2 separate regions of the Homo sapiens genome follow, and region 2 is linked to region 1. The links are chromatin contacts, found by Hi-C or POLR2A ChIA-PET in ENCODE. All regions are on one chromosome and are shown on one strand. Each heading gives the region's core, a stretch centred on a gene start or an enhancer-like site at or near the end of the contact. The rest is flanking DNA. Distances are from core to core; before and after follow the strand shown.

What was found. Hi-C counts contacts between places; a loop is a spot of excess contacts on that map. ChIA-PET counts read pairs that join two places held with the same protein, here RNA polymerase II (POLR2A). Pooled maps may share reads with other maps.
Region 2: a pooled map shows a loop between it and region 1 (2.5-fold over the local background). The contact joins the enhancer-like site here to the promoter of SLC35D2 in region 1. A Hi-C loop is called at or near these places in 2 of 50 pooled maps. POLR2A ChIA-PET finds 5 or more read pairs at or near these places in 6 of 52 experiments (Panc1, activated CD4-positive, alpha-beta T cell, activated CD8-positive, alpha-beta memory T cell and 2 more).

The regions. Positions count from the first base shown.
Region 1 is chr9:96,381,415-96,386,683 of GRCh38, reverse strand. SLC35D2 (solute carrier family 35 member D2) reads left to right here and starts at 2,973. Exons shown (of 12, transcript NM_007001.3): 1 at 2,973-3,207. The coding sequence starts at 3,050. It overlaps SLC35D2-HSD17B3 (SLC35D2-HSD17B3 readthrough), which reads left to right and starts at 2,973. Exons shown (of 26, transcript NR_182427.1): 1 at 2,973-3,207. It overlaps ZNF367 (zinc finger protein 367), which reads left to right. Exons shown (of 5, transcript NM_153695.4): 5 at 1-743. RefSeq lists silencers at 2,985-3,314, 3,325-3,374.
Region 2 is chr9:96,481,388-96,486,656 of GRCh38, reverse strand. It overlaps HABP4 (hyaluronan binding protein 4), which reads right to left. Exons shown (of 8, transcript NM_014282.4): 6 at 2,024-2,195. Among named protein-coding and RNA genes, the nearest start is that of HABP4, 34 kb to the right of the region's middle. Within about 2 kb of position 2,121, at least 2 of the 41 ENCODE cell types and tissues checked have a DNase peak (open chromatin) inside an H3K27ac peak, as active enhancers do.

The DNA of each region.
Region 1 (5,269 bases), core at 1,724-4,223:
GTTACGAATAATGTGTATGATGAGGACATACTTTAAAAATGTAATTCCTCTGTACAGTAAATTACAAATCTTTAGGGATTTTTTTGTAATAAGAGAATTTATATTTGTAATGGTCTAAGAATTTTTTTGTAATGTGGTATATAGAATTTTAATTTGGAGCACTTATAAGCTGGTAAGAGAGACTATAGCATCTGAATTATCTTGGTTTATGTTTCAGCATTTCCTCTAGAATTTTTGCTCTCAAATATGTGATTTAATGAACTAAAAACAACACTCATCAGTCTTGGGAAATTTGAACTTTGATCAACTTAACTAAAGAAGGAAGGGTAGTAAGAATTTTTCAAATACAAATATTTGCCAATTCACAGATGATAACATTTAAGGCCTTCAAAAGTAAGGGTTTTTCCTTGTTTCTCCAGTCAGCTTTTGTCAACTCTAATAGTTTTTTCATAAACATTTTTTATTTGTATAATTGCAACAGTTTAAGAAATTATCACAACTATTTAGAAACATTTAAAATGTTCTTTTTGATATAAGCTATATACTTGGAAAAATACATTGGTATCTAAAATTTGAGGTGTGTTAAGACTGCTTTTTGTTTTAAAAAATGGTTTACATTCAAATTTTTGAAGTGTTTTATGCTTCATATGGCTAAGTTGTAGTTTGGCAGAGTTAACAGCATAAGAATAAACATGCTGTAATTTTAAAAGATGCTTTGAATAAAAATTTATTTTAATTTAAAATTTAAAGTACACGGTCATTCTTAAAGCCTTTATCATTTGTTTTCCTATCGAAAATATAATAACCATGATATAAAAAAATTTAAAAGATAGAAACATCACCTACAGCCTTATGTTCAGCCATCAGTATTATTTCAGTACATGTTTGCGTAGTTGTAAGTACAGTGTGGATTGCTTTTTCTTACTTTAATTATGGCTTTTAAGGTTATAGATATTTAACTTCCTCATCGGGTTCATTACTACAGTGTTAAAAATATACTGCTGTGGATAAGTATTGAACTATTGCCACCCCATTTCCAGGCCTTAAATTAGGGTAATAAGGAAAAGGGATTTCATTTCACTTACATTTAGGATGGGTTGTCTCTGGGGTCAGCTCCTCAAGAATCCATTTAAAGCCTGTGTACTTTTCTAAGAGTCTAGCAAATTGGTTTTCTTTTTTCATCAGTTATTTTTGGTAGATCTTTAGTTGTGTATTTGCAGTGGCAAGGGTCAGCCTGTCCTACCCTTGTGCAGAAGAATATCACAAGCAACTCCTTAGTGTGAGTTGCTGTTTAAACAGGGTAAGGATGGGATTTTGACAGCGAGGTAAGGTCCTGGAAGTATGTGTATACAATCAAACTAAATGCAATTATGATGAAGGTCATCATTAAAAATAACTTTAAAATATTCTTTTTGCAGTCAAAACATTTGGAGACTCACAAGAAAATTGAATGTTCTGAGGAAATTAACCAAAATGACCGATTTCCTGTTTAACTTGAATATGGATTCATTTTCTCTTTTAAAACGGACTTAACATGTCTTTTCTTTCTTGTTTTGGGTAACTTGGGCACTTCTGGTCTTTTTAATGCTAGCTAATTTTCACGAGTTCTGCTTTAGTTCTTATCAGGGCTGAAAATGTTTCCCAGTTTTCATTCTCCTGGTTGTTTAGTGCCTAAGGGTAGAAAAACAATTCTCTGGGCATCTATATAGTTAGGCCCCAACTTTTATTTAACTTGAAATCTTAAGCTTTTCTAAGAAGCTAAAAGTTCATATATATATATATATATAATATACATTATATATTAAATATATAATATATATATTTTTGAGACGGAGGCTTGCTCTGTCGCCCAGGCTGGAGTGCAGTGGCGCGATCTCGCCTCACTGCAAGCTCTGCCTCCCGGGTTCACGCCATTCTCCTGCCTCAGCCTCCTGAGTAGCTGGGACTACAGGCGCCCGCCACCACGCCCGGCTAATTTTTTTTGTATCTTTAGTAGAGACGGGGTTTCACCGTGTTAGCCAGGATGGTCTCGATCTCCTGACCTCGTGATCTGCCCGCCTCGGTCTCCCAAAGTGCTGGGATTACATGTGTGAGCCACCGCGCCTGGCCAAAAGTTCATATTTTTTAAAGACTGACAAGGGTAGGCGGTTCTGGGAAGCTGTCCTTCAACTGACCTGACCCGAAGGCAAACGGCCCTCCGCGAGGAATGCACCTACCACAAAGCACCCAGAGGACACCCAAGTCCCAAGGCTTCACCCACCTTACTCCTAGCCACTCCACTCCTAGATATTTATTTAAGAGAAATGAAGACACAGGTCCCACAAACGCCCACGAATTTTCATGGAAGCATTTTTCCTAATGGTCCTAAACTGGAAACAACCAATGGATACACAATTTGTGATACTATTCAACGATTAAACAAACCACATGGTCGAGTCCAAAGCATAGAGTGAAAACCCCTGAGACCACATGCTCATTCATAAATTCTAGAAAGCACCCTGTTTATTTGAAATTCCGGAAAAGGCAAACCTAACCTACAGCAATAGTCATCGATGAGATGCGGGCGTTAACTTCAAAGGGGCAGCAAGGGGAATTTTTGGGGCGATGGAAATGTTGTTTTGAGTAGTTACTCCTGTGGATGCCTTTGTCGAAGCTCATCTCAAACTATGGACTGGCAAGATGTGTACACTTCATTGTATGTAAATTATACACTAAACAAAAAAGTTGTAGGGAAAAAAAAAAAAAAGCAAAACAAGCCCTGAGACTTACTGAAGCGTTTCTTTCCAGGAAAGCCTGGAGGAAGGCAGCGCTTTTCAACTCCCCAGCGCATTGCCGGCCCTGGAGACCGAAGGAGGTGCCTGGAACCAGGGTGAAGTCCAGCGCGCAGGGTCCTCCCGCGCCGGCCTCGGGCGCTCGCAGGGGGCGGGTCGGGACCTGGGATTGCGCCGGGCTCTTCCTGTTCCTGCCGCGCCCTCTTCCCCGGCCCGGCCGGGCGGGACCAGTGCGCAGCCGGGGCTGGCGGGCGGCGGGGTCCGCGGGGCCGCAGGAGATGACGGCCGGCGGCCAGGCCGAGGCCGAGGGCGCTGGCGGGGAGCCCGGCGCGGCGCGGCTGCCCTCGCGGGTGGCCCGGCTGCTGTCGGCGCTCTTCTACGGGACCTGCTCCTTCCTCATCGTGCTTGTCAACAAGGCGCTGCTGACCACCTACGGGTGAGGCGGGGCCCGGGGCCGGGGGGTCTGCGGGAGTGCGGGGCTGCCCCTGTCCTCCGTGCGCTTCAGCGGCGCCCGGGACAGGGCGGGTGGGGACAGGGACCCTCGAGTCTCAGCTGGGCACATTGGTCGAGTTTCCCAGGCGCCCTCCAGAACTCGCTCAGCTTTCTACACTCAGGCCACAACCTGAGAAAGTCGTTCTCTTCCTGAGCGCGCCTGCCCTGCTGCGAGGCGCCCTGTCCTAGGTGGGCTGGTAGAGCTCAGACAGATTCTTTCATACACCCAGCGAGCTGAAAACAGGGATTCAAATGCCTGCTTCAAAGGACGCAATTCCTTACACAGATCTCCATGTTCAACGGTCAGGTACTCCTGAGCCAGTAAGTCTGTATTGATTGACTGTTCATTCTCAGATGACCAGCGTGTTCATGGAAAACTCGGGAAAACAATTGGAAGTTCATATGGAGTACTTTTTTGGATTAGTGTGAAGTAAACGCAAATTTGTGCTGCCTTGAACCTATTTGTAAGGACTAGAAAATCCTGCTTAATTCTGCTACCATTGTAGCGGCACTGAGAAAATTGTGGATTTAGACCCAGCTCCACCGGTTAACACCTGTCTTTTTGGACCAGTCTCACAGTCAGCAATTTTTTTCAGATGCAAAAAACCTGAATGATTACAATCGTGTTAATTACCCTCCAGGGCTCTGCACGAGCTGTTATATGTGAAGGCTCTTTGTAAACTCTACTATGTTACAAGAATATGCCATCAACATTTTAGAGCCCAAAGAGACCTAGAGTGTCTTAGTTAGAGAGTATCTTAGAGTATCAGCTTTCTTTTTTTATATATACATACAGATTCAGCTTATGTGGGTCTCACTTTTCTCGAATATAAAATACGAAAGCTGAGGCTGGCTGAGGTGGTTTGCACCTGTAATCACAGCATTTGGGAGGCCAAGGCAGGCATATATATATATATATATATAGTGTGTGTGTGTGTGTGTGTGTGTGTGTGTATAATATTTTTTTGAGACAAGGTTTCACTCTGTTGCCTAGGCTGGAGTGTAGTGACACAATCATGACTCACTGCAGCCTCGACCATCTGGGTTCAAGCAATCCTTCTGCTGCAGCCTCCAGAGAAGCTGGGACCATAGGTGTGCACCACTGCACCGGCAATTTTTTTGATTTTTTGTAGAGGTGGGGTCTCAGTGTGTTTCCAAGGCTGGTCTAGGCCTGCTTTGGCCTCCCAAAGTGCTGTGATTACAGGTGCAAACTATCTCATCCAGCCTCACCTTTCTTATTTTATATTCGAGAAAACTGAGGCCCACATAAGCTCGATTGGTTGTACCTCCAACAGATATTTATTAAGCACCTACTAAATACTGAGCCCATTGCAAGCACCAGGGAAGCCTCTGTGAACAGCACAAGGTCCCTGCTCTGGAGATTCTGCTTCAGTGGTGGAGACAGAAAATAAACAGGTAGGTTCATGAATAAACGAGACACTTTCAGATCTGATGTGAGAGTGCCTGGGCTGGAGTAGCTGTCACAGAGCATTCCAGGTAGAAGTGAGCAGCAAGTGTACAATGTGCTGAAGTGGGCATGAGCTTGGCTGCTGGAGGAACAGAGAGAAGATCACTGTGCCTGGGCGGGGAGGTAGGCAGGGAAGGCAGGAGTCAGCTCTTTCTCTCATTTTTGATAGCTTTCACTAAGCACTTGTGATGTACCAGCACTGTTCGAGGAGAACAGTGTTTTCCCACCGTTCTTGGGAAAGAGAAGTGAAAAGAGCAGATCAGAATCCTTAACTTCACGGAGCTGCATCCTTGTGGACCAATAAATGAGCCAGTAACATTTACATTATGTCAGATGTGACCAAGGTGCTGGGGAAAAAATAAAACAGGAAAGGGAGTGAGGGAGAGAGGGAGGGGAGAGTATGCAGTGTGAGCGTGATCAGTGGAGCCTCAGAAGGAGGTGGCATTGGAGCCAAGACCAGAGTGAGGTGGGGACATAAGCCACACTGGGGGACGGGGGAAGAGCATTCCAGGCCTGGAGGAGTGAAGAGTTTGAATGG
Region 2 (5,269 bases), core at 872-3,371, 100 kb before region 1:
AAATCTTCAATCCTCCAAGATTAACAAGGACCAAGATGTGTGCTTCACTGAGACCAGGCTTGATGACTCAGCTAACCCACTTGCTTCAAATATTCTGGGAGACCTCTGGAGCCCGGGAGGACAAATCTGGTGTGGATTAAGAAAGAGCAGCTTCTATTTTTACCTAACATGTCAGCTGCATATTTCAATCCTGACAGCACATTTGTTTTAGAGAAATTTTTATTTACAATGCCTAGAACAAAAAAGAACAAAGGAAGTGGACAGGTTAAGAACCAACCCAGCTTGCTAATGGAGTTAGAAAACACCTCCCAGAGATTGCCAGGGAAATAAAGCTCCGGCCGCCTATGTCTACAAAAAGCCATTTCTTGTGGAACAGCTCAAAACTCAGTAAGGCCTCCTACAGCTTGGACTGACCAAAACAAGAGGATGGGAGAGAATCCTGTATCTTTTTTTTTGTTTTGTTTGGAGACGAAGTCTCACTTTGTTGCCCAGGCTGGAGTGCAATGGCGTGATCTCGGCTTGCTGCAACCTCTGCTTCCCGGGTTCAAGCGATTCTCCTGCCTCAGCCTCCCGAGTAGCTGGGACTACAGGCACCCGCCAACCGCCCGGCTAGTTTTTGTATTTTTAGTAGAGACAGGGTTTCACTATGTTGGCTAGGCTGGTCTCGAACTCCTGACCTCAGGTGATCCACCTGCCTTGGCCTCCCAAGAACCCTGTATCTTAAATGACACCTAATCAAAGTACTCACTCAGAAAATGAAACTAACCAAAGTGTAAATGACAACTCTACAATAGCATAACATTCCTGAGATTCCACATGAAAATCAATAACTAATACCCCACAGAGAGGAAGAACCTGCTACCTGCTCACTCCCACCTCGAAATAGTGACTGGTATCAAGCTGTAGATGGAATGATACAGATTCTAAATCCCATAATGGGAATGCTTCAGTGGACCTAGCCTTAAGTTCAGTAACAAGTCGGGGACTTGATGACCCCATGGCATCCCTATCAACATATGCTGCTAGATGTTTCCCCGAAACCTCTCCCTGCAAAACTGAAGCTTCTGAGAAGAGCTGGACGTAAGCCGTGAGCAATAAGGCCTCACAACACGGAGGAGCTCCCTGAGCAACCCCTGCAGCACGCTGGCCGCTGTGGCAGTGCCTGACCGAGCAGCCAAGCGTTCGGGGACTCATCTCCCGCCACGTCTGCAGTTAGGCAGGGGGCGCAAAGCTGCTGAACCAACATGGGAAAGGCGTCAGAAGTGCATGGAACCTCAACCACAGTTTAAAAAGTCATCAACTACTCGGCCAGGTGCAGTGGCTCACGCCTGTAATCCCAGCACTTTAGAAGGCTGAGGCTGGTGGATCACCTGAGGTCGGGAGTTCAAGACCAGCCTGACCAACATGGAAAAGCCCCGTCTCTACTAAAAATACAAAATTAGCCGGGGTGGTGGCGCATGCCTGTAATCCCAGCTACTTGGGAGGCTGAGGCACGAGAATCGCTTGAACCCGGGAGGCGGAGGTTGCGGTGAGCCAAGATCGCGCCACTGCACTCCAGCCTGGGCAACAAGAGCGAAACTCCATCTCAAAAAAAAAAAAAAGTCATCAACTACTCAGTGAAATGCTCTTATCAAGAAACAGAGTTGAAAGTAACCTACTCAGGGGACACAGAGTGTAGTTCTCCTTTGATTAACTCTGAATTGTACAAGACACAATCTGTAACTCTCCCTTGAGAAAAATGAAATACAGTTAATACACAGTATGTGTACAGTACCCGCATAGTCCCAGGGTGAGCAGAAGATGCACTGTCACTCTAACTGCTCTGTGCATCTGTCAATACCTCAAGTTTCAATTCCTTTTCTTAATGAACAATACAGTAAAATTAGGCATGCATCATCTCTGATTAGAAACAAAGACTGCCAACTACTAATGTTCCATTTTCAAGACAGAAGTGGAAAGGTACATTTCACTTCCAGTAAGGTAAAAGTAAAGATTACCTCTACATACGAAATGCAATGCTTACATCATCTCTGTATTTTGACTTGTGAATCACCACGGCTTTGGAAGGAACAGTGGATTCTGGTTTCCGGATGTTAAACTCAGGCTTTGGTCTGGTCTGTTCTTGAAGATTTTTCCACTCATCTAAAGTCATCTCTTGAACTTGGGTTTCTTCTTCTACCTCCAACTCAGGAACTCTATAAAGAGATATATAATCATAAAGAATACTTTTTGATGGTACTAAAATGTCTACTTTATAAAGAAAAAGTTATAACCATTAATTCAACATATTTTTGTGGTACTGCATTTCAAATGCAAATAAGGTAAGGAAATCTTTGACTCACAAGCTTCCATATTTCATTTTCAACATTTTATGTCATCACTGCCAACAGAAGATACTTCCTATCTGTGTTCAAATCAATCTTTGAAAAATGGGAACATCACCATCCTGATGACATTAACATCACACTTCACCACTGGCACTCCCTTCCAGACAGCATGACAGACAAAATGAGGTAATTATGGACAATGGGTTGAAATAAAATACAGGAAACCATAAACAAGTTTTAAAGCAGTGGCTCATGAATGCATACTTTTGCAAATATCCTCTTTAATGAGTTTTAAAAAGAAAACAAAAGACAGAAATATAGATTGAGAGCAAAGAATTCAGAGTCCAGAAATAAACCCTCACATTTACGGTCAACTGATTTTTTTTTTCCAACCGTGGTGCCAAAGACAATTCAATGGAGAATGAAAAGTATTTTCAACAAACGGTGCTTGGGCAACTGGATATCCACACACACCAAAAGAAAGAATGAAGTTAGACCTACCTCACACCATAAATACAAGAGCTAAAATATAAAACTCTTAGCAGAAAACCTAGGCAGAAACTTTCTTAACCCTGGACTGGGCAATGGTTTCTTCCACATGACACCAAAAAAACAAGCAACAAAAGTACATACATTGAACATCATCAGATACTTTTATACTACAAAGGACACCATCAAGAAAGTAAAAAGACAGTCCACAAAATGGGATAAAATATTTACAAATAATATATCTCACAAGGGACTTGTATCTAGAATACATAAAGAATTCTTTATGAACAGCCAAGCGTGGTGGCTCATGCCGATAGTCCTAGCTACTCAGGGGGCTGAGGTGGGAGGATCGCTTGAGGCCAGGCATCTGAGGCTGCAGTGAGCTATGATCACACGTGTGAATGGCCACTGTGTTCCACCTTGGGCAACAGAATGAGACACTGTCTCTTTAAAAAAAAAAAAAAGAATGCTTTATGAATTCTAGATACAAGTCCTCTTTAGTTGAGACAAATGACCACCCTCCCCCCAAAAAAGGCAAGGATCTGAGTGAACATTTTTCCAGAGAAGATATACAAATAGGCAGTAAGATGTTGCACATCATTAGCTATTAGAGAAAGACAAGTCAAAACCACAGAGCTGCACCAGTCCACACCCAGTGGGATGGTTAGAACCAAAACGACATTTGACAAGCGTTGGGGAGGATGTGGAGAAACTGGAACCCACATACACTGCCAGTGGGAATGTGAAATGGTGTAGCCTCTTTGGAAAGCAGTCTGGCGGTTCCTCAAAAATCTAAGCTGAGTTAGCCTCTGACCCGGAAATTTCACTCCTGGGTTTATACCCAAGAGAAATGAAAACACACATCCACATGAAAACTTAAACCCAAGTGTTCACTGCAGTGCTATTCATAATAGCCAAAAAGTGGACACAACCTAAATGTCTATTAACTAATGAGTGGATAAACCAAATATGGCACATTTTTTGGAATATTATCTGGCAATAAAAAGAAACAAAGTATTAATACACATTACGACATGAACAAACCTTGAAAAAATGATGCAAGTGAAATAAACCAGGCAGAAAAGACTTCTGTGTATGATTCCATTTACATGAAATATTCAGAGGAGCCAGATTCACACAGACAGGAGGCAGGTCAGTGGTGGCCAGGGCTGCAGGGAGGGAGGATAGGGAGTGACTGCTGAATGGGCATGGGGTTTCCTTTTGGGATGATAACAACCTTCTGGAGCCAGATCATGGTGATGGTTGCATAACACTCTGAATGTACTAAATGCCACTGAATTGTACACTTTAAAAGGATTAAAATCGTAGATTTGAAAATCATCACAAAAATACACACAAAAAAAGAAAAACAGAAATGAAGACTGGCACATGCTACAACATGAATGAAGCTGAAAACTTGATGCTAATAGTTAAAATAAGCCAGGTGCAAAAGGAACATTGAACGATTCCACTTAGATGAGGCACCTAGAATAGGCAAATTCATAAACACGAGTAAAATAGAGATTACTACATGCTGAGGAGAAATGGGGAGTTAGTGTTAAATGGATATAGAGTTTCTGTTTGTGATGAAAAAGTTCTACAAGGCCAGGCACAGTGGCTCAAGCCTGTAATCCTAGCACTTTGGGAGGCTGAGGCAGGCGGATCATGAGGTCAGGAGTTCGAGACCAGCCTGGCCAATACGGTGAAACCCCGTCTCTACTAAAAAATACCAGAAAAATTAGCCGGGTGTAGTGGAATGTGCCTGTAGTCCCAGCTACTCAGGAGGCTGAGGCAGGAGAATCGCTTGAACCCGGGAGGTGGAGGTTGCAGTGAGCCGAGATCGCACCACTGCACTCCAGCCTGGACAACAGAGTGAGATTCCATCTCAAAAAAAAAAAAAAAGTTCTAGAGATGGATGGTGGTGATGGTTACACACAATATGAATGTTACTGATGCCATTAAATTATATATATTAAAATGGTAAAAATGGCAATTTTTATGTTATTTTTACTGCAATTTTAAAAAATTAATAATGTAACATACCCCAAACCATCCATCCATGCATTCAGTCGTTTACTCATTTATTTGTTTGATACAGGCTGGGTTTCACTCTGTTGGCCAGGCTGGAGTACAGTGGCATGATGATGGCTCACCATACCTTCAACCTCCTGAGCCCAAGGATCCTCCCACCTCAGCTTCCTGAGAGTAGCTGGGACTACAGGTACGAGCCATCAGGCCCAGCTAATTTTTACAACCATTTTGTAGAGACGGGGTCTCTCCATGTAGCCCATGCTGGTCTTGAACTCCTGGCCTCAAGCTATCCTCCTGCCTCTGCCTCCCAAAGTGTTGGGATTACAGATCTGAACCACCACACCTGGCCTATATACTTAGAGATTTGAGTGCTATAGTACGAGAATTATATCTCAAAAGTGTTTAAGGGGAAAAAACAGGCC